2 separate regions of the Mus musculus genome follow, and region 1 is linked to region 2. A link is a loop called in an ENCODE intact Hi-C map of the cell type or tissue named here. Cell type or tissue: left cerebral cortex. All regions are shown on one strand. Each heading gives the region's core, and the rest is flanking DNA. Links, peaks and the distances in the headings are about the cores only.

Region 1 (12,233 bases), core at 2,890-10,889, 340 kb before region 2:
CAAAAGGCACCCCTATCTTGAAAATAATAATAACAACAACAACAACAACAACAACAACAATAATAATAATAACTATTGAACATGTCAATGCTTTATCAAATAATTCTTTTAATTAAGTGGGGTCAGACCTTTAAAAAAGAAACCATGATAACATGGAAACTTTTCCAAAATGGACCACACACATGGTAACAAACCAAGTCTCAGCAGATACAAGAAAATTGAAATAAACCCCTGTTTCCTATCAGATACAGTGGATTAAAGCTAGATTTAAACAACAGTAACAACAGAAAGCCTACAAATTCATAGAAATTGAAGAACTCTCTAGTCATTGACAACTGAGTCAAGAAAGAAATAAAGACAGAAATCAAAGGCATCCTAGAATTCATTGAAAGTGACTGCACAACATACCCAAACTTACGGAACAAAATTAAAGTGATTCTAAGAGGAAAGATCAGAGTACTAGGTGCCTTCATAAAGAAAGTATACAAATAGCGTATTAGTGACTTAACTGGACATCTGCACCCTCTAGAACAAAAAGAAGCAAACACATCCAAAAGGAGTAGATGATAAAAAAATCAAACTGAGGGTTAAAAATCAATAAAATAACAACAAAAGAGAACAATGCAAAGAATCAATGAAACAAAGACTTAGTCCTTTGAGAAAGTCAACAAGATAGACAAACCCTGATCCAAAGTAACTAAAAAGCAGAGAGAGTATATCCAAATTAACAAAATCAGAAGTGAAAAGGGGGACAAAACCATAGACATCAAGGAAATACAGTCATACTTCAAAAACCCACATTCTGCAAAATTGAAATATCTAAAAGAAACGAACCACTTACCAAAGTTAAATCAAGATCAGATAGACAATTTTACTACACCAATAATCACCAAGGAAATTGAAGTCATTAAGAATCGAAACAAACAAACAAACAAACAGAAAACCAGGCCACTTTTGTGTTTGGATGAAATGTTCTGCAGATATCCGTTTGAGACAAATCATCGGTTTTTAATTTTGGAGTCTTGGCAGGACTGCCTTGAAATTCACAACTACAAATAGCTTAAAAGGCTATGTGAGGAAGTTTGAAGAGTCCAAAACTGGATACTTATGATAGTGTTAGATTTCTTTTATATATATGACTTTCTAAAATCCATTAAACTTTACTTAAAAGAGTAAATAAAAAAAGAAACAAAGAAAGCATGTTCCATACATCATTTTAGCCCATATCATAAAGCAAAAACTGGCACTAAATAGGCACTTGATAGATATTCCTCAAATTGTGTCAATAATATTGTATCACTTTGAAAGAAATCAAGAGCATTTGCCAAATCTTCTTAAATTTACACATTATCATGATTTCCTCAAAAGTAAATATTTTCAATGATGGTTAAAGGGCTTTAAGAAGACAGGGACATTGTACATAAATAGTACAAAAATACCTAATATAATATAACCTGTTATAGAAGTTCAAAGTAAATCAAGCTAGTGCTAGGGGTGGCGGGGGCCAGGAAAGGTTCAGCCCAAAATATTCCAACCAGCAGGTGGCACTATTTGGGAGGTTATGTTATCCTTGCATTGTGGGGTCTCAGAGAGTGCACTACAGGTGGGCTCTCAAATGTCCGACATGCATCTCATTGCAGTCTAAGTTTGCTGTCTTCTGTGCTGAGCTGTGGAAATAGGCAGTCACAAGTTTCTACCCCATCAGTTGAGATGCTGACGCTGATGCTCCTACTGCTGCCACCGCCATGTCTTCTTTATCATGATGAACAGAGGACCTCTGAAACTGTGAGTCAAAGGCCATTTTCCCTCTAAGTTGCTTATTGCAGGTATTTTTTTTCATAGAAACAAGAGCAAAAAGTACAGACACTCTATTTATCATTGAAGGTGTGGTAGAGACATAAGGATTCATGAAAGAAGAGGTTGTATAACTCAAGGTTCCTTTACATTGGCTAAAAACGTGACCTTTCACGTGCAATCATTAACAGTAGGAAATAAATTAATCTCCTCCCCTTTCATACTTATAAGCTTTGTGAGCTGATAATATTTATATTGAAGTAACTCTTAAACTGAAGGTTCATCAAATTGGAAAACTGGCTGGAAGACAATATTTTGGGTCAGCAGAAGTTAAATAGAGATTATAGAAAAGCCCATAAAAAGTGTCCATCAAAATTATCTGGACATATTGATATGCTCCTCAATGTTTTTCTTCAATAGTTTTTATCTACAAGTGCTTTATTGGCTTACTAGGAAAATAGATAGATACACATCTGTAATTAATATTGAAAGAGTTGAGCCTGTTATGCAGGTAGTCCACACCTGGCCTTTGCAATCATCTTTCGCTTGCCTCATGGCCAAAGTACACTGGCCGGGCCACAGAAGAGAGCCTGAGGTCTAGTGCATGCCTGGTAGTACTGTCCTGTAGAGCAGTGCAGACAGAGTGAAATCCATCCTCATTAAATTCTTGTCTACCTCTTCAGCAGCCTTCTGCTATGTCTCGATGGAATTTGGTATGATCTGAGATACTTAACACAGACACTCCGGCACTTCAGGCCCACCAGTCTGCACACCCTTAAATGGGCATCTACACCCAGTGCACGTGAGGAGTGAGATTGTTTCTCACGTATGATGAAAGTCACGGTTAGAGCTGGAGAATGACAAGGTGCTCTGATGTATGCTTTCAAAGCCTGACTCTGGTTACTGGGGAAGACAAACTCAAATGGGCCACATGATCTTTCCAGATAAGAAAGAAGCTAATTATGGTTTCCCAATTGATCTGCTCATGATATGCTGGCTTGGAAATTTTATATTTAGTAAGTGAAATGGATGGCAAGAAGCCACAACCACTGACTTTTTGACATTTTCCAAGCAAAAGATTTGCTTTTGATGGTATCAGAAGCAAAGGAGTCTCTCAGTATTCTTCATGCAAATGTGATAACTTAGAGGAGACCAATAATAAATCCTTTAATTGATGAGAAAATATATTTTAAAATAAAATACACTCTGTATCCAGGAAACTTCATATTTCCATTTGGAATTAGTAGAATTAATAGGAAATTCAAGTGAAATATATATATTGATTGGACATAAGAATATTTTAAGATAATTTATGATTTCCACGGGAAACAGAATCCCTAAATCAGCTCTGTTTATTTCACTGTGACGTTTTCTAGTAAAGTAAAAAGTTACATTGGAATAAAATAAATAAATAAATAAATAAATAAATAAATAATAAAAGGAAGATTTTGCAGAGGCTTGGTTTGCCTCCACAAGGGTATTAAATCATCTTCCTAAAGGCCCATGAATAAGAAAGTCTTCTAATTTTCTATATGACTGCATTGAGAGAAATCTGTGAATAACAGGAAACTAGAAAAGAAAAATATTCCTCAAACCACATAACTTAAAAATAACCTGGCAAATCTTCGGTGTAAAGTTGGTTGAAAGTTATGCTTTTCATATAGATTTGATTATAATACACACGTGTGTTCAAATATTAAAACTTTATATGTTTTCGTCCCTCAGAACTTTTCAGAAGGGCCGGAGAATCTGTTCTAATACTGTTCTGCTGGAAAAATAGGTTTAATTCACCATTGTTCAGTATTTTGATTAAATGTATCCTTCAGATCCCGGAGATAAAGGCTACATGTATGTGATGCTTTGCATGTTCTAGACAGACAGATTATCTAAATTCATATTATCAAGGTAGATGCTAACATATAACCATTCCAACCACCTCTAAGTAAATTTCTAAGTGAATGTTTTCAATCTTTGTCAAACAGCAACTTGTCCTAAAGAGAAAGAAAAGTAACCAAACACAAACACACAAACACACACACACACACACACACATCAATCACCAATGACCCATATATATATATATATATATATATATATATATATATATATATATATATATACACACACTCTGTGTGTATCCATTTAGCTATTAGTTCTGTATATGCATTATATAATCAAAACCTCAAATTATTTGTACTATACCCAATGTACAGTTACTCTGAAATATTACCTAATCCTTCAGGGACATATTTTAAATGAAGATAATGTTAGTATTTAACCTAATGTTTTTTAGGAAGTCCATGATATTCTTAACACTATTTGAAGAAGGTTTAAGTCCTAGAGAGAGACCCAGAGATATCCCAGCTCACCTCAAAAATCTCAGAAGGAACCCTGAAAATAGTCTACCACCAGTTAGCTCCAGAGGCATCAGTATAGTTGTATTTGAACTTCAACCTCTAGGGTCCGCAAGGACAAAGGGGAAGAAGTGTGAGAGCATTTTGTCAACTGTAAAGAGATGCTCAAAAATGGTGGACAGCTTTCAGAAGGGAGACCCAGAACTAGACCTTGGCAGCCACATGTTCAACATCTGTATTCTGCCCTTGATTTGTTCCTTCCATCAAGCCACTAAACCCACGTACAGAACCCAACACATCCATTTTCCCTGTTCGGGATAAAGCACCAAATGATAGTGTAATCGCCAAGGGAAAATTATTACGCTATTCTGAATTATCTCCTTCATAAATCCTAGACGAGTTAAACTGGCTCTGTCACCAAAACGACAGGGTTGCCGTACAGCGGTGTGGATTCTACAAACAAACTCCTATAAATCCCTGAGCAGCACAACTCTCCAAAGTCATTTTGAATCATGTGCTTAAGTCAGGAGTGGGAAGCGGGGCTGACAGCATGTTGGGACCACAGAGGAAAAAAAAAATGAGAAGGTTGACTTGATTATCAGAAAGCAAAATAGTCCAAAGTATTCCATTACTTGTCTGATGCACAACCACATACCACATGGGAAATATTTCTGTTCTTTTTAGTCTTAAACATTTTGTTCTATTGCATGCATGAAAATACAGCACTTTTAAAAAATTTAATAACAATTAATGGGCTATCATCTTCACTTCTCTTAAACTAGATAGCTGTCATTAGCTATAGTGAAGCACATCAAAAAACGAGTTTCAAGCAATACAAAGTGATGGAAAAGGGACAGGGAAGAATCCACCTCCTGTGTGTGCTGTGCATTTTCTCCTTCTATAATCTTAGTAAAATATTCTGTACTTACAGAGAAATGAAACAGCTAATCTAACTCTTTATGACTTAAAGTGATATTTTCCCACCTCTCCGAATATTATGCTCCATTCCAAATTAGAGGTAAGAGCTAGCCAGAGTCATTACAGATGAAATGGGGAAAGTAAAAATACACTTTTATTGCCACCAAGATAGAAAAGGGACTTCAAATATATAATTCACAATATAGGAAAAGATATGTCAGGAAACAAAATGCATGTGCCTGCTTGTAATCACCTTTATACAAGCAGACATGGCAGTTATGTTTTGAGTAATTTATCCTTATTACAGTAGGAATCGATGACCTGAAGAAATAAAGGACCAAACTGAACACATTGATGGAGACACAAGTACTGTGAGGTAAATGGTAGCATCAAAATGACGGTAACAACTCAGGGAAGGATTTGTATGTTGAGTTTGAGATTGACCTGAAAAGCTAAGTTCATAGAATAAAAATCCACTGAAATTATCTGAAACCTGCTGCTAACTCTACACAATATCAGAATAGCATATCTTCATTTTGTATTCTCCAAAATATTTTGCTTGGACCACTACAGCATGCCCTGAAAAGGGTTGTCTGAAAGCCAGCATTTCTAATTGTTATATAACTTTCTCTGTTTCAACAGCAGCTTCCAGGGGATAGCCATCCAACACACACAGTAGTGGTTTAGAAATATTTAATTAATGCTGGACTCTGTTGCCAGAAGTAGAAGACCTTAACTTTTCCTCGATTTTCTCTAATGTTGATGATGTTCACCTAAAACTTGAGAAATATAATGATGATGATGTTCTAACTGCTTAACGATGATTAATAATTAGAGGACATTAGCAATATAGATTTGCCGCATTCCAACAGTGACACTCATTAATTTTAATAACAGCCCCATGGTTGAGCCTATTTTGCAGCCTGAGAGTTTACCCTCATTTCCACTTATCAGAGGTAATTTTCTAAAGTTGAAGCAAGGATAAAAATGCAAGATGATAATAAAAATGTGCCTGGTACTTGGGAAAAGTTATTCATGTGATCCCAAAATATGTGGTTCTAAAACCACATGATCATCAATTGCACAAAACCCACGTCAGTGTTTTTTTTTTTAAATGTGTCTTGTTCAAATTCTCACATGTAAGTTCAATAATATTTTAATAGGAAAATATATAAAAACATTTGTTTCTCTCCAATTATAGATCAGTAGTTATATGACAACCCCAGAATCTTAGTAAAGCCCTTTCTACTGCCTCTTAGTTTGCATTGTGAACAAAACAATCATTTACAGAAAAAAAAATTACATTTCAGACTGAGTAGTAGAAATTTAGGATAAAATACACCAAAATAAGAAAGCATTTTAATGTTATCCATTCTTCAGTTGTTTTATATGTGTAGATAATGTGTTAAATCATATCCCTAAAATCATTAAATCATAACTCTCCCTGTCTTGCTTCCTCTTCCTCCTCAAGAAATTCATTCAGGACACTTCACCTTCTACCTTCATAGCTTTTAAAAATGTTTTTAAATTCCACTTAAATCAAATAGGGTTGCTTGCATGAACATGGGTGATGCTGTTTGTTGAATGGAGCCTAGGCAACTAACCAGTGTCTAGACCACTGAAGAAAATGATTCCTATCACCTTTAACTGCAGCGGGCATGGGAGTCCTCAATATAATACATTATATATAATATTATAATATAATCTCAATATATTAGTGTGCTCAGCCTTTCACACTGAGCAATGATTAGTGTAAAACCTAACTGTGGGTCAAAGTACTGAGAATAAGAGGATATTTGACACTCAATCCTAAAATGATCATCGATCTCACCTCTACCAAGGTGTGACAACACTAGAAAAGAAATGGCAAAAAGACATTAAGGCTAGAGGATGGGAACAGGGCTCTGGAAGATGTTCTGGACATACCCCGCCCATTCCCTCATGACGTCATAGCCGGCTGTGACTCATGCAAGACCTGTGCAAAATTGAACCCCTGAACATTCCTGTTATGGAATTGTACTTTGCAAATGAATAGTATGGGCTAAAGAAGATAAAGAAAAATGGTGTGCTCCACACGACCTAAAGTGAGCTTCAAGGATTTATACCTTAACTCTTCAACAACAGGATCGTTGTCTCAATTAGATCTGAATGTTCTTAGACTCTTTCCTAAGGATTCTTCTCTTCCAAGTTCTTCTGCTTGCTTTCTTCAAACTGTCCCTTCATAGACGCCACATTCTTTTGCTTTAATTCTTTTCTATCTTAATTAAACAGGTGGATATTTTAACTTTTTAACATAATGTAAAATTCTTCCGCATTTATGATTACTAAACCCTTTTTCTCCTGCCGTGTTTCTCTAGCTGGACACCATCCCTGTCATTATCATTCATATTTGAAAGGGACTTTTAGAGGATCTGAGTGGCTGCTGATGGAGCGTCGCTAGAGAGCAGTTGTGGTGAATCGACTGGAGCAGACGTAGTTTCCATTTATGGTTGTTATTTCAGACCCGGTTCTGATCAAATCAGTGGTTCCATCTGTTTAGGGGCATATCTCTTCTCCATCCTCCCGTTTCAGTTAGGCGACCAAGTGGTGTGATGCACAGTTCAGCCCTGTACTTTGCAGGTTCTATTGTGGTGATTTAGCATTTAATTGTTTCTTCCAGCTGCCTCAATTTAGGGTTGCCAAGCCAATTGCCACATATGTGTCTTTCAGCCCACCACTCATACCCTCTGCCTCCCACAAAAATGAAGGTTTTACATGTCTTCCCTAACAGGCCTGAGGGTTTTTGTTTTTTTTTGTTTGTTTGTTTTGTTTTTGTTTTTTTCCCCTGCTGTTCCCTGTGGAGAAAGATTCAGGATTGCATGCCTCCAGAGGTCAATTTTCCAAGTAAGGAAGTCCTGTTAGCGGTATGGCTTATAACGTTGTAGGGTACTACTCACTGAAGACCCGAATATGCTTTTATCTGGTCTCAGAATATGCCTTTTGCTTTGACTCCCAACCAAGTGGATTTGCCATTATGTTGTTTCTGACTTGGCACTGTATCTATCTTTAGATTGCATTTAAACACACGCAGAGTTTTTTGTTTGTTTGATTTTTATAAATCACTGTTGTCTTTCTTCTTCTTTCATGGAGTCTGTATAGAGTGTTACTGCTACTTGCAATTGGTATTGAGGAATTAGAGGATAATAAATATGTATGTTTTACCTTATTCAAATAAATATCTATCGGGAAACAAAGCAAAAATAATTGGTCCTCGTAACTCGGGTTTGAGAGGACTGTTGACGGCAGCACCCTCCTGCACAATACTGCTCAGGGCACTTTCAGTTGTCATCCATAGATTATTCTGCTTACGCTTCAGCACATTGGTGCTTTCCATCTCCTCATGTCCTCAAAATTAGGCGCCACTGTTGTAAGTGATTTATATCCTGGAAAGTAGGCAGATGTGAAACAAATCTTGTTCCAACTGAAATATTAAAATTGCTTATATGTTTATCTGTACCGTAACTCTGTCTTGTTATAACCAAGACAATTTCAATTTAACCGAAGGGCTACATAATAAAACTAAAACAGCCCCGAGTCAGACATGAGGACACACAGCTGCAATCTTCATAGACTGGGACAGAAGAATTGTTACTTCTGTGCTAGCCTGGGCTACATAGATTCTGAAGTAAAACTTTAAAAAGTCATAGGTAATATTGAATATCTCTAAATATATATCTATATATATATATATACACATATGTGTTGATGAAAAGCATTGTTAAATATATAGCATTAGAAAATATATTCATTTTCTCCCTTTTCTTGCTACAATGCTACCAATAATAAAAAATTGTAAAAAGATGATTGTTAGTTAATTTTATCTGACTAAATTTCTGTTTAGTAACTGTCTGAAGTAAATGGTATTTTGAAGAACACTGTATTTTAAGAAAAAAAAGAGAGATTACAAGTTTCTTTTCCTTTGCCTCCTCCGTTGTGGCATTATATAAGGAAAAATAGCCTAGAACATATGTGGCTTGTAAGAAGCCCCACATAAAATTTCTATTTTAGACATCTTAGAAAATCTCATGTTATTTCGATTTTGGAATCTAAATGTAGACATATTATATATAACTTTATCTTACATTTTCTAAGCAAAATACAAGTTGCTTTTGACTAACTATATAATACAATAAAGTTCACAAGATTGTTAATAGTTGTTAACAAGGAAAAAAGAGTGCTACAATATTCAAAGCTTGGATCCAACATTGAGTCTCCAAGATCTTTTGGGTAAAGGAGTCTTAATGGAAAGACACTGTGTGTCCACATTGCTTGTGGGTTCTTCACAAAGCAAGGCATAGTCTGTCCGGGGACCAAGGTTTCTTTCCTACAGTATGGTTGGCACAGAGATTGTTCTTTTCTTTCCTAAAGTCTCATTAGTGGCATAATTCAGAGATATATGCTTTAAAAGAGGATCACATAAAAAAAGTGAAGCTGATTGACAAAAGGAACTTGTGAAATGGCCTTTCTATTTTGTTAAGTCAGTTGAAGCTTAAGTCTGTGCGTTTCTCCTGTATTTAGACCAGCATTTTTCAATGGCTGGGTCAAAATCCCTTTTCAGGGGGGCCACATATCAGATATTCACACTGTGGTTCACAACAGCAGCAAAATTACAGTTTTGAAGGAGCAATGAAGTAACTCTATGGTTGGAAGTCACCACAACATAAATAGTTGTAGGAAGGTTGACAAATACCGATCTAGACATTTGAAATCAGAGCATGTATCTTCGTCTAAAATTCAGAACAGATTATTGTAATTCCTTTGAATTTAAATTTAATAATTTCTCATGTTGATTTTGTTGTGATGTTTATCTTTGATGTCCAACTCTTCCAGCCACTTTATTGTGGGAACTCTTTGATAATTATCCAAAGTACTAAGGTTTTCTGAGTTGCTGTTAGCAAGTAACTTCTGATACCACCTAACACTTGGTGTGAATGGTATCACACTATATATGCAGGATATTATTTCTTTTCTACAATTTTTTTAAACATCATCTTACAGAATCAGGAAAATGGTCAGTATTGTTAAAATATGAACAATCCTTCCTTGTTACTGTTTTTTGTTTGTTTCCCTTGGTCATGTGCAGGGTCTCCCGAGTGTGTGTGTGTGTGTTTTAAATTCAGGAACTAGATGTTATTTCTATTTGTTTGTTCCAAGGAACAAATTTTGCAGCAAGTGAGTTTACTCACTGAGCCATTTTTCCAGCCTATACATTAGTTTTTAAATTGTCTAACATGCATGGTGGATAATCACCACATATATTTGACATATTTTCCTAGGAAACAGTCTGGAATTATATATTTTAAATTTAGGGTATTTTAGTATATTTGATAAAATTTTGTAATACACGTAAGAAATTGATGAGTAGATTCATATAAGCATCAACTTGATGAAGTGTGCATATTTCTACCATGTAGGATTTAATAAAAATGTATAGGTAAAGATTTTGTTGAAAGTTAAAATGCTCTCAAAATACCATCAGTGTGTTTATGCAGAGGCACATGGATCATTCTCAGCCACGTACTAGGAGTTCTAGACACAGCATTAGCATATAACTTTTATATTTAAGATTTTATGCTATATTTTAAATAACTAATAGGTTATGAGGCCATTAGAAATCAAAGAAAATCTAGAGAGAACTCATTCTACAGGAATAAGAATAAAGTTTAAAACTAAGTGTCAAGCAGAATATTAAAATGAACGCACATTAAAAATTGATTCTATCTAAAAATCCATCCTCCGTTATTTGTTTAAAAGTCAAGTGAAGTTAATGAAGAGAGAGAGAGAGAGAAAGAGAGAGTACTTTTATTCAGTTTTACAGGCCAGAACTATCAGCTCACTGTCATATATCTCTTTAATATAATAACTAAGACCCTGGTCTGTAATGACTGTCACACAATAACAAGAAATAGTTCATGTGCATTGGTCCTAAGCCCATACTGAAGGTTTCTATTTCCCTGTTTTGTTTAATACTCAAAAGAAAAAGCTCTTGCAAATGCCATTTTATTACTATTTGTTGATAGCTAGCATGAGGATGACAGACATTATTAATTTGTTTCAAGACATGATTTTTGTTGTAAAGACAAACACTTGTATCTAATTTCAGATCGAATGACTTGCCTATTCCTTTTCCAAGCTAAAAATAATTTTAAAAATTGCAACATAGGAAGAACAACAATATCAGCCAGCCAGACTCCCCAGAACTCCCAGGGACTAATTTGCCAACTAAGGAGTACACATGGAGGGACCTATGGCTCCAGCCGCATATGTAGCAGAAGATGGCCTTGTCAGGCATCAATGAGAGAATAGGTCCTTGGTCCTATGAAGGCTCAATAGATGCCCCAGGGTAGAGAAATCAAGAATAGGGAGGAGGAAGTGGGTGGGTAAGTGGAGAAAAGTCTTCATAGAAGCAGGGGGAGGGGAGATGTGATAGGGGGTTCCAGGAGGGGGTAAAGGGATAACACTTGAAATGTAAATAAATTAAAAAAATCAAAATCAAAATAAAATTCACCACACCTGTGCTGACCATTATAGGCTAGGTCATTATTTAAAAAAAAAAAAAAAGGTAATTAAATAACATTTAAATTATTACTTCTTAAACTTTTTTTGTCTAAAATAATACATAAAATTAAATGAAGTGCTTCAGTTCAAAAGATTAATTATTATAGAAAACTTATTCTGACTGTGAAATGTATTCATTTTAAAGAACCATTTGACAATTTGTTTCAAAAGTTGGAAACAGAGTCTCATTGATAAGTTCCACAACCAAAATTCTAGTATATGCCTTAGCAAACAATTAAAATAATAAAAAATAAGCACAGAAGTGCTTTTATGCATATTCATAGACATGTTACTAAATTTCAGAAGAGATAAAAATTACCTCATGACCCCAATGAATTATAAAATATGAGCTGAATTTCAACCAACCCCCATCCATCTAAGTGACTTCAAAGATCATGTTCCTTTGTGCCTGCTTACACACCTGCTATCTGAGAGGATTAATTTCATCGATAATATCTAATAATAGCTATGAAAGGCGATGGTGTTGCATTTCAGGTTGGAGCTAACTGCAATTTCTGCAGCCTGAGAACTGGCATAGTGAGAGGAGAGACACACGAGGAAAACCCTGAA
Region 2 (12,233 bases), core at 2,930-10,929:
TTCTGCATGTTTTATATAATTTGGGGGCTTAAAAATATTTTTTTAATCTGTGTTAGAGAAAGTGGTGGCAAAGGGTTTAAATTATCCATACACAGTCTTGGGTGTTAGGAAATGAATGAGTTATGTATTAGCTCACAGGAAGCTGTATCTATCACACTACTACTAACACATGGAGGGGTCGTGTGAGGTGACTTCACAGCCACTCAATAAATAATAAAACTTTTGTCCACTTCCACACTACAATGAGATTTTTTCCCAGTCTCTGCCACAATCACTGTTTCTGAGAGTCTCTAAGTACCTTGAGCTGTGGTGCAGGGCTGGGCAAGCCAAAGTTCAAGTTCCCATTCTCTGACAACAGTCTGTTGACCTCAGGTGCCCTGGGCTGCTCTGAGCCTTAGCTTCCTGCTGTTAAGGGACTCAGTGTCAAAGGAAGCTCTACCTCTTACTAATCATCATGCTACCTATAGGTGATGGTTTCATTTATGACTTCAATCTGGTTGTTTGTCTGCCTTATAGTCATTTAATTAAGCGAAGTTATTTTAAATGCAATGAAAACAAAATTCATTCATTCATTCATTCATTCATTCATACATTCATTCAACCGGCTTACTACCGCAGGACACGCACTTGAACTTTGAAGCGCTCTAAGGCAGGCTTGGTTTTGGGTGATGTGCTTTTCAAGACCATATTAATCGATCCTATAATGGAGAGAGTAATACTATTATTATCACTGAGTTAGAATTTAATATATGAGCTCTGGGGCCAAATTATCTGGGTCTCACTTGGGGATCTATGTCAAATGATGACTTTCCAGAGCTTCTATTTTCCCACCTGTAACATAGAGTGGTGCCGGCTGCATGAACCCCATAAGGACCAAGTAGAATGTAGTTCACCAGAAGTGGGCGAGCAGTCAGGACTAGAAGCACCTATCAATCATGGGCTAGAATCATCAACTTCGACCCTTTCCTCAAACTTTCACAACTATCAGAACTGTGGCGCAACCTGGACACAGAATTGTTGGTTCTGAAGTCCCAGTCTTTCAAAAAGCAACTAGGAGGCAGTCCAAATCTAACTCAGCAAAGGCATTGGAGACTAACTGCAAGCTTTCCCTCCCTTCTGGGTGTAGTCACTTCTGTTGGTAGCAGCTGAGGAATCAAATGGAGCCAGGAACTCTCAGGAGAGATCAAAGTGCCTCAGAGGTCCCTCTCTCTGATTCTGATCATCGCAACCACCACTCCAGCCCCCAGCCCCCAGCCCCTGCCCCTGCCCCTGCCAACCTTTCCTTGCAAGTTCTCTTTGTGCTCAAAATCTCAGCTTGCAATTTGGGAAAACTTTACAAAGCCAAAGCCGGGGCTTGTTCTGAATCTCCCATAGTCAAGGGAGGTGGGCTTGTGAAGGGGAGGGGGCGTGTCTGACTTCACCTGAGAGCTGGGTTACTCTGTTTCCTGCTCTTTGGTTATCAACTATTTCCCTCCACTGTAACCTGAGAAGTTGTTTTCTACATTTATCATCCTTTACGAACTGAACTGCAACCTTTAGAGAAACAAGCAAAAGCCCAAATGCCTGGCTTCATTACCAGTCTATAAGAGAAAGGTCCGACCTAGAGGAAAAGCAGTATTCATCTTTTGGCATTGCTGAGTTTGTGAACATAGCAAACGGTGAGAGGCCAGGCATCAGAGAGACCCCTATGGTTCGAGAGGACCATCCCACCTCACCTTGGCTTCCTTCCCTAACCCCGGGCTCCTGGATATTAGAAGCCAACTGGGTCCCGGAGGTCACCGGCGCTCACTCAGCAGTGCGAGCCGCCTGGCGGGGTGGGGCAGCACAGGGCACCGCCTCCCTCCATACCTTCTCTCCCCGTGGATCACGTAGGAGCTGCGGAAGAAGCCCAAAAGCTCGTTCTCTATCAGGGCATTGTAGATAATCTTCAGATTGTAATGCCTCTGCGCGTCCAGGGTTCTGTTCAATACCACCACCAAGACCTGCGTTTGTGGGTAGAGGAAAAAGCCTGCAACCGGGACAGCCCCGAACGCCCTGTCTTCAGCTACTTGCACCTTCTCCACCGCCACTCGGGAGGCGTGCAGTACCACGTAGCGGGTGGCGTTCCGGCACGCGATCTCCACGTTGACCTCCCCAGAGAAGGTGAAGTTCTCCATGAAAGCGGTGAGCATCAAATTGTAGTGCAGCGGCTTGAGGTGGCCGGATAGGCGCAGCTGTGTCCAGGGCTGCCACTGCTCCCGCTCTTCCTCCGACGGCGGCTGGGCAGACGGGGTCCCCGGGGTGCCCACCTCGCCGCTCTCACGCTGAGAGGATTCCCCACCCGCGTGGTGGTTGCGCCGGGCAGAACCTGGAAAGCTGCTGTTGCTGTCGCGCTCGGGGAAACCCCCGAGGCCACCGTCGGTGCCAGGCATCGCCGCGCTCGCTCCACACTCGTCGAATCGCAAGCTGAGCAGGACGGCCAGCATGGTGACAGCCAGCAGTGCCACGATGGACACGGCAAAGGCCAGCACAAGCCTCTTGTGCACTGCGATGTGGCGCTCCGTGGTGCGGGGTCTCACTCCCACCGAGTCAGCCCACGGGTCCGAGAGCCCCCTGCCGCTTGCCCGGAGCGCGGCGTCGTCTTCTCCCATGGTGGCCGCAAAGGGTGAACTGCTCTTCTCTGCCCCCTCCTCCTCCTTCTTCTTCCTCTTCTTTTTCTTCTTCTTCTTTTTCTTCTCCTCCTCTTGCTCCCCCCTCTCGCCGTCCAGGGCCATCACACCGCCTCCTCCTCTTCCCCCGCCCCCTCCGACACCCCTAGCGGGCGGGCCACCCGGGCCACCTCCAGCGCAGTCATTGGAGACCGCACGCGGGCGGAGGGCGCGACGCCGGCTGGGACCCTAGGGAGGCCAGCTCAGATTCTCTCAAGACAGACTCTGGAGGCTAGTGACGACCGAGACGACCCCCATCAGCCCCGCCTCTCTCCAGACAACAGCTGCGGATAGCCGGGCAACCAGCTCTGGGACGCGCCCCAACTTGGGAAGCGTGTCGCTCGCCGGGTGCGCGCTACTCGTCGGGCCAGCACCGGGCGCCCGGGCACACGCCGCCCCCGCCCCTGTGCGCCTGCGGCTCGCCTGTCCTCCCGGGCGCCGCACTCTACCAGGGTGGCGGCGGCGGTTGCTCTCTCCTCGGCTCGGCCAAGAGGACAGAGAGCGCTGGGGAGAGCGACTGAGTCGGGGGACAAGTTAGGGCTTCACCAGCCCCCCGCACTCTGGCAGCGTTGTTCCGTCTTCTGGGTGGGATGTGCTCGCCAAAACAGTTGCGGCGGTGGCAGCGGCGGCAGCCCGGAAGGCGCTGGAGCCTTCCACCCCGCAGTGGAAGAGGAGAGGATGGACCAGAGGACCGAGGAAAGGACTGGAGTAAGCTAGCCGGAGGAAGTCCCACGGCCGCGGAGCATCCGTCCTGAAGAAGCCTTCTCCACCCTGGACACTTTAAGCAGTGGTGGCGGTAAAAGGCGTGAGGTTGCGGACTGGGCAGCAAGCCTCCCGCGTTCCGATGATGCTCTGCCCTCCAGAGAAGACAAGTGAAGAAGTGTCCGGTCGGGGTGTCCACTTCAGGTAGATGAAGGTCTGAGCCGCGTCCCCGGGGGAAGAACTGAAGTGCGTGCGTGTGTGCCAACGCGTGTGCATGTGTGTGCGCGTGTGTGCGCGCGTGTGCGTGTATGTGTGTGTGTACACGGGCTCCGGGTGTAGATTTTGCCAAGGGTACTCCAGCTGCATTCAGGGACTGAAACTCCCGGAGAAACGGGAAGCAGAGAGAGGGAGCAAGCGAGGAGGAAGGGAAGGCAGGAGGGAGGAGAGAGGTTTAGCGACAGAGGCAGGCACTGGGAGATTAGAGAGAGCTTTTCTCCGCTCTGTCACACCAGACACCCACAGCCACAGAGGGGGTTGCTGAGCTGCCTGCAAGAGTACATTGTAAATCTTCGGCGCAACAAGCCCCGCAGTCACCCCTCTTCCGACTCCTTAGCCCTACTGCGGATTCCCCAGAGGGACCACTGGAGCCTTGGGCTATTAGCATCAAGAGCAAAGGCAGAGCCTGCTGGGGAGGCAGTGTCAGATCACACATCAAGCTCGCCAGAGGATTTAGAGGACTGTATGTAAATTGAAATAAATTCTCCAAAGCCTGGCTGCATATATTACACCAGTGTAGTGAAGCTAGGTGTGCAGTCAGAAATAATGGCTAGCAATGAACTAGTAGAGTCCTCCTCCGTAAGTAAAGACTAAAGACAAGAGAAGGATTCCCCATAGAACGCATTTTATTCTGAGATTGGGGAAAGCATTACAACATGATGCCCACAATACAATATTCAGAAACGAATGGAAGGAAAACTGAGGGTGGAGGCCCCATGACTTTGGATATTAGTAGGACAGTGTATCAATCCATACTCACGTGACTTGTCAGCGTCTTACTTCACCTAGGCACAATTCTTCTTTGCAACTCCCCTGTATCATCATGAAAAGTGTTTAAACTTCATTAGAACAGTTATGAACCCCCAGTGTACGCTAACAGCAAGAATCATCAAAGCACAGGACATATATAGCCTGCTGGCCGCCTTTGGACTCTCAGGAGTTTGTTGGAGTTCTCTCCACTAGAGTAGAGGGGGTGTGCTATCGAAACTTCAAAATGTGCTGATAGAGTTGTAACTAAAACAATGCTTAGAAAGACAGCCGCCTCGAAGGCGACAAAGAGTTAATGACTGGCTCAGTCAATTTAAAAAAAAATGAAGAAATGTCTCTTTACATGTTTCTTTTGTTTGTTTAAATCCAGATTGCATTTAAGAAATCATCACCATCATTATTTTCCAGAGAGAGAGAGAGAGAGAGAGAGAGAGAGAGAGAGAGAGAGAGAGAAAGAGAGAGACTATTAGCTTTGGGGTAGTGAAAAATAGGCTTAAAATGATATTGTTAAAGCCTGGCCAATAAGAGGAGCTCAGTTACACAACATCAACTTTAAACTGGGAGTCTTGCTTGCAGAAGTTCTTTTCCCTTCATCCCTAGCTAGGGTACTTGCTCAATACCATGCTTTCTAAATGTCCACTTGCATCATCATAAATAAGGAAGATGGGTGCCAGGGTGGGTATTTTTAAGCATGTTGTATGTGGGCCGCCAGCAACAGACCAGGGGAAATGCCACATTCTGTCCCAGTTACTTTTTTCTGCTCTGTTTTGAACCATCTTTGTTCTTGCTTTTTTTTTTTTTTTTTTTTTTTTTTCATATGGGTCTGGCTATGTGCATTTTAGGAGCTGAGAGCTGAGGGGTTAGATTGTTTCCCCAAAGTTAGGAAATACGGTTTAGCAAGGCAAAAGAGCACCTGAGACTCCAAGAGTACACCATATTCTTTAGTACTTCAGGGCTCTGGTCTAGACATTCAGGAACCCTGGCCTAAGGGACACAGATAGCTAGCAGCTTCTAGAGTGAGTCCTGCGAGTCTAAGCACCCCCTGCCTAATGAAGAAACAACCTTCTTAGGGGGTCTCTGAGGCTTTCTGTCTCTAACGTGATGTTAGTCGTGCAGGCTACAAGGCCATTACTTTCCAAGAACTCATGAAGATTACTGTTAGGTAACTCTCAAAACCATTGCAATGAAAAGAAAAGAAAAGAAAAGAAAAGAAAAGAAAAGAAAAGAAAAGAAAGGAAAGGAAAGGAAAGGAAAGGAAAGGAAAGGAAAGGAAAGGAAAGGAAAGGAAAAGAAAAGAAAAGAAAAGAAAAGAAAGAAAAGAGGAAAAAAAAAGCAGATCACTTACTGATTAGAAATGTTTGTCCTGACTGATTAAATTAGCAAATGGATTGTTTTTGAGACACAAATGAAGCAAATTCAAGTTTATTAACATGAAGTGGGCACAACTTATTAGCTTATTGATTCCCGTTTTGTGTGGCTTTACCCAATAAACTGAGTATCAAAGATCAAGTAAGTAAATATGTGTTTCTCTCCTGTTAATATAAAGTGAATTTTTTCTCCTTTTGTGACGTCTGAAAGTGTAAAGAACCCGAGAAAGATGCATTGGTGGAATAAAGTTTTATATTATCTTCCAAGAAAATGTTCACCCTACTGCAAACCAAAACCAGCAGAGAACAGGCAAAGTTTCAGGTTGTGAACCTAAGAGGAATATTGAAGGAATTAACCACAAACACTTGGTTTAAAAGTTGTCATTAGCATTTAAGTCCCTTGATTAGAGAAAGGTTTGGCTACTGTGATGCTACAATCAGGCTGTGTTCTTCACAAGGGAGGCACCTTCTCAGTGTCTGACACTTAGCAAGAACCATTTATTTGTTGTGAGAAAGTCATGCTGGTTTTTTTTTTTCTTTAACTAATAAATGTCATTAAAATGTTGTCCATATTAGGTCTGGGGACTTGTAAAAGCGAATATAATCTGAATGTTTAAAAGTCATGAAGTCCACCAGAAGTTGATTTTAATCAAATCTACACTCCGATCCTGTCGATAATCAAAATGAACTGTCTTGCAGGGAGCGATGGTCTGTGCTCCTTGGTTGTTTAAACTTGCACTGCCTTTTGTCCCCACACTGATTTGCATGAACATGCACAACTTGAGTGCCCTTGCATACTCCATCTCTGAAAGTGTGATTAGCTTCTTCATGTCCAGAAACTGTGTGGCTCAGAAGAAAGAGCTACGTCCCCACTCAACCCTCCCAACCTTTTGTGATCCTATTCCACTTACTTAATCAACTCAGTTTCTTGATGTGTTAATATCAGAGGGCTCGAGGAAGTACCTTTCAGCCCTCGGGAGCTAATTTCCTCATTTTGCCAAGAGGTTTTTAATCTTCTCCATGAAAGACAAACAAAATTTGAGCTGGGGAGACAAGCTCAATCAGTAATGTGGCCTACTTTGCAAACACTAAGACCTAAGTTGGATCCCCAGGACCTATTTTAGCTGGGCATAGTAGCACATACTTGCAAATTACAATACTGAAGAAGCAGAGGTGAGGAAGTTCAGGGCCTGTCTGGCCATTCAGCCTGGCCTCTTACTTGGCAAGCTCTTGGGCAATGAGAAACATTCTCCAAAAAATAAAAATAAATAAATAAATAAATAAATAAATAAATAAAAAATAGGTGAATCGTGTTTGAAGAACAGTGCCTAAAGTAAACCTCTGGCCTCCACACACATGCACACACATGTTCACATGAACATGAACACACACATACATACACACACGAAAAAAATTCAACTTAAAAATTTAAGGAGGAAAATGACATTGTAAGAACTGTACTGGCTAATGCACAGGAGACTGTAAACCAAGCAAGCCGCTACACTGGTAGTCAAAAAGACTGGCGTGCTTAGGCCTGCAATCCTTTTCTGAAGACCACAGGCAGCTAAAAGACCCTTGCTGACAGTCCAAGGCAGAAATCTCTGCTCCCCAGCTGTAGTGGCGCCCCCATGTGGCAGCAGAAAAACAGCATCTTAAAATCCAAAATAGTGATAATTTGATGAAAATCTTCAACTCTGCAAATCCCTGTTACATCAAAGTTCTTGGTAATTCTCTATTCCACAATTTAAATTTTTCATAACATTTGACCTGAGTCTTTTATAAAGAGTTTCATCCAAAAAAAAAAAGGGTTGCCTTTTCTATTAGAATCTTCCTCCTGAACTTGAAGATAAAAGACAGAATATTTAAGGAAGTTTCTGTTTTCCAACTAAAATTGATACCTTGATTTAACTGTCGGCTGTCTGACTTCTAAGGCATCAGACTGGATGGAAGTGTTATGTGAATCTGAATATGTCTTTTTAAACTGCCTGAAAACTGCTGAAGTTGTTTTTTTTATAAACCGCCTAAAGTACCAATATATTAGCACAGATTGTAAGTCCTCAGGAAGTCATACAGTTGTGCTGAAGGGAAAACAGAGTAAGTCTCTGCACAAAATGAGCCTCTCTAGATGGCAAATTTAAGAAGAAGTATGGCTGTAATCTATGATAAAATTCCCAGTCCCGGCATTCAGTGTTACATGCAAAGCAGAGAGTACAAAGAATCCAAGAAAGTTCTATTTTTCTTTGGGGGTTTCTACTGCTAGGTTTAAACTCTTCAGTGTTCACTCTGGGCTTTTGGGTTTATGATCTCTATACGAATGTTCCATAAAAAAGCAAAGTATGTATCATGGAAATGTTTGTAGTTTATTCATGAAAGCGGCAAAGATAATATGTGCCAAAGTCTACGCACAGAATAGAAATTAACCCATTAACTTCCTAGAGACTTTTCCACTGAACTACTTAATTTGTACAGGAGCAGAAGAAATGGGATAGCAAATTTATAAAAACCTGTGGTCATCAAAAATATAAATTTCTCAGACACTTGCTTTTACATACATATGGGAGGGAAAGTAGTAGTGCTAATTATTATTATTAATTATTAATTAATACTTGCTTCTTGCCACTATTGTTTTAAGTGTTTTGTCCTAGCTCATGTGGTCATGAAAGCAGCCACCATATGGACAATGCTGCTGCTGCTGCTTCCATGAGGAAACTGAGGCTCAGACCAGCTAACATCTGAGGGCTGAGCCATTTAATTAGTAAATAGCACAGTTGGGATTCAAAACCAAGCAGTGTTTCTCCCCCACCTGAACGTTAAAGATTGTGGCATACTATTCCCTGTAAGGTAAGCCTAAGATAAACCACACAGCTGTGTAACTGATATCTGTTTCATAAAGTATGAGGTCAGTGTTAGCACCAATAGTTGAGACCCTTAGAATGGAACCAGTCCACCTGGGTCTGTAGCCCTGTCAGAGCAGACAGTTTCTACTCATGACTTATGTTAGCTGAGTGTTGGCTCAGCGAAATGAAATAGATAAAATAAAATACAATGGAACCCTGAGAAAAGTAATCATTTTTATGAAGTAATGAGGAAAATAGGAGGGGAAAGTACAGTATTATCCATCCTAGGGTGAGAACAACATGATTGGAAGAGTTGCCTAGAATTTGTTTTCATGCAAAACGAGCAGTTTATATCTTAGGAGTCTTGATATTTGAATGCATTATATTTCTAGATAGATAGATAGATAGATAGATAGATAGATAGATAGATATAGGTATATATAGATATAGATATATAGATATATAGATAGATATAGATATGTATACCAGCTCAAAATCATGTGGTTTAAATGATTTCTGACTTCTTTAAACTGCGAAGAGCATCTGCCTCAAAGACACGCTTCTATAGGTAATAATATAACATCACATAAAGATATAAAATATCCTGATTTATTTCTTTCATCTGTCTCTTCTATCCCACCCTTGCAGCTTTTACATAATTTAATCCCTCATCTTTCTTTTAATAAAACATCCTATTTATCTCTTTAAATATTTCTGTGATCATAGATTGACCTTTATGCACACACACACACACACACACACACACACACACACACACACACGAACATACGTGCATAAATTTAAAACACCATATCTTATAATGCTATAAATATCAAAAGCCCAGATACAGCAATCTACTAGAAAGTCTTTAAGGTTAAATATGCTATCTTTTTAAAATTTAATACTCTGAGCACTATACAAGATGGTGGAGGTTGGAGAGCGAGAACTAGAAATGGTTTATGACCAAACAATAGTAATGAAATCTGTGCCTGGGGGGGGGGAAAATAGACTAAAACTTCCCTCAGAATAACTACTTATACAGCATCAACCAGCTCTGACCCTGAAACCCTCAGCCCTAAATGGAATGTCTCCACCAAATCTCTCCTCTCAGAGCTCAGGGAATCCTGAGGAACAGGGGGCAGAAATATAGTGAGAGCCAGAGGGGATGGAAGACACAAGAAAACAAGGTCCCCTTAACCAACAGGATCAAAGCTCATAGGAACTCGCAGGGACTGAAGCAGTATGGACAGGTCCTGCATGGGTCAGCACCAGGTCCTCTGCGTGTATATCACTGCTTCTGGTTTAGTGTTCATGGAATTCCTGAGTTTGTGAATGACTAGACCTCTCATGCCTGCACTTATTCCTGGGTTCTTTCCCTTCTGGTTGTTTTGTCCAGTTCCAATGTGTTCATTTTTGTCTTATCTTATTGTATCATAGTTTATCTTATGATTTAAAAAGAAAAATGAGTAAACGAAAGAAAATGACAACCTCTGGAACTGAAAGGAACTTTCTGCTCCACAACAGTCCTGGAAAGACAACTACCCTGAAGAGAGAGAGACGTTTGGAGTTATTACCATATTACAATGTGGGTAGTGGCTTCATCAAATAGGATTCATTCCCTTAATAGAATAGAATGCAGAGTCGATTTAGTGAGTAGCTTTGCCGGGGATCTTCCTTTTTGTCACTTTTTTCTTTAGTGCCACCTTGTGGGTTAGACAGTAACATAATATTTACTAAAGAGGCTTCAGTTTGGAGTTTGGTCTCTGTCCATCCATCTATCTTTCTGCTGTATTAAACCTAGTATTAGAAAATACCACAGTGAAGCTATAACCACCCCCCCTTTTTTTCCTCTAAAAGAAACAACCACTTCACCAAAAGATACTTGCCACAATTCTGCAATCATCCATTCAGGACACCAGAACAATTTCTCAGAGATTGAAAATATTGGAGTCTATACACACACACACACACACACACACACACACACACACACACACACACACACAAAATCGAGGTTCATTTACAGGATAATCACCAAACTTATCTAGGATCGCATAAGTGGCAAGCTCTACCTGGTGATTTTTTTTCTTCCATAAGAAAAATAAAGTGTTTTTTCTTAACTCGGGATCATCATTTCGACAACGGTGGCCTGTGGGAATTGATTCCAGGGGATCTGAAATGCTGCTTAATCCTGTTTTCTCAAAGCTCCCATATCTGACTCAGTCAGTATGCCCTTACTTCTGGCAACAGATTGAATGCATTTGCATTGAGTTACCTTACTCAATTTCTTCTGAAATTATGCTGCTGCTATAAAGGGAATAAGGAAATGGGCAGGATAGTGTGCGGCAATGTCTTTTTTAATTGAGAAACACAGGGAATGTGTTAGGCAACCAAACACCCTCTATGTATTAGAGATGCTATAGTCATCTTTTATCTAGCCAGACAAACAGGAATGGTTCCACCTGAACACACTGCTTTTATAGGTAAGTGTGTACATGTGTCTGTGTGTGCGTGCACGTGTGTAGATGTGGTGTGGTAGGGAAACACATTTTGAAACTGCATTTATGAAGTCATTTCAGAACAAGAGTAAGTAGTATGCAATCCAGTCACCTTGACGTCTTGCAGAGGTAAATATTTGTGTTTGAACTCTCGCCCTATTTTAGAGTTGAAGGTTATAACGTATTGTTCAGGAAGTAATTGTTCCTGGATATGGCAACAAGGCCTTAGATTTGAACTATCACCTAAATATCATCTATGCTGCCATCATATATATAATAACAAGAATTTAAGTTATTTTTATAGAGTTGCTAAAATCTTATTACAGAACTAGGGCAGCCAACTTCTACCTGACATACTGCCAAACCTTCAGAATTTCACTCCTTGGTCATTTTTAACATGGAGGATGTACGTGTTTTACCTCTGTAAGTGATGTGTTGTTACTTCCAACTCAAGGAAGGGATTTTAATTGTTAATCTTTGAGTCTTTTGATATTTGAATCTCTCCCTGACTTTCTGACAGACTTCGTTTCCTTCCAATTTGGTTCAAAGACAAAGCAAAGGATTCCTTGGGATGGCAACAATGGATCTGCCATCCTCCTTTTAACTCTAAAAATCCACCACTCAACAGGTTCTTTTGCTCGGAGTTTCACCTAAACAAATATATCAGCAAAGGATACTCTCTTGCCTGAGGACCATATGTTTTCAATCTTTCTCTTGTGCTTCAATTTCAGCCTTAATAATGAAAGTATGTCTTCTCTCACTGTAAACTGGGTGAGCTTCTGAATAGTCTTCTCTAGAAAATTCCTTGCTCCTGTGCACAGTTGGAGGAATAAAAGCCACAGTGGATACAAATAAGAAATACCTCAACTTAGTGCAGTGCCTAACTCCAATAACAAATTTCATCTTTGTACTTTTATAACATTCTTATTATACATGAGGCCTTTAAAATAAAATTCCAAGAAGCAAATCCGCATCCTATCTTACTCCGTTACTGATTTCAAATTAAGCAGATCCAAATTAATTGGGTTACATTAGATAGCAACAGCCTTTTCCTTTAATGTCAAAAAGCTTATACGATTGCCTTCCAGTTTTCTTAAA

The links. Peaks named below come from ENCODE experiments on the same cell type or tissue, not always from the same donor. Only the 100,000 strongest peaks of a DNase experiment are listed, where the experiment ranks them.
Region 1: a loop joins it to region 2, with 2.2 times the contacts of the local background. A loop is called at or near these places in 2 of 42 quality-filtered maps.

The regions. Positions count from the first base shown.
Region 1 is chr10:114,454,250-114,466,482 of GRCm38, forward strand. All of the region lies in intron 12 of Trhde (TRH-degrading enzyme), which reads right to left. Among named protein-coding and RNA genes, the nearest start is that of Gm40766, 300 kb to the right of the region's middle. In left cerebral cortex, for the core only: no CTCF peak of the experiment used is centred there; DNase peaks (open chromatin) are centred at 7,607, 9,068 and 9,422; H3K27ac peaks cover 2,135 bases.
Region 2 is chr10:114,798,671-114,810,903 of GRCm38, forward strand. It overlaps Trhde (TRH-degrading enzyme), which reads right to left and starts at 3,632. Exons shown (of 19, transcript NM_146241.3): 1 at 1,849-3,632. The coding sequence starts at 2,753. It overlaps Gm15723 (predicted gene 15723), which reads left to right and starts at 3,056. Exons shown (of 2, transcript NR_155864.1): 1 at 3,056-3,593. In left cerebral cortex, for the core only: CTCF peaks have their summits at 3,945, 7,427 (motif pointing left) and 10,332 (motif pointing left); DNase peaks (open chromatin) are centred at 3,055, 3,364, 3,825, 4,557 and 4 more places; H3K4me3 peaks cover 2,493 bases; H3K27ac peaks cover 1,663 bases.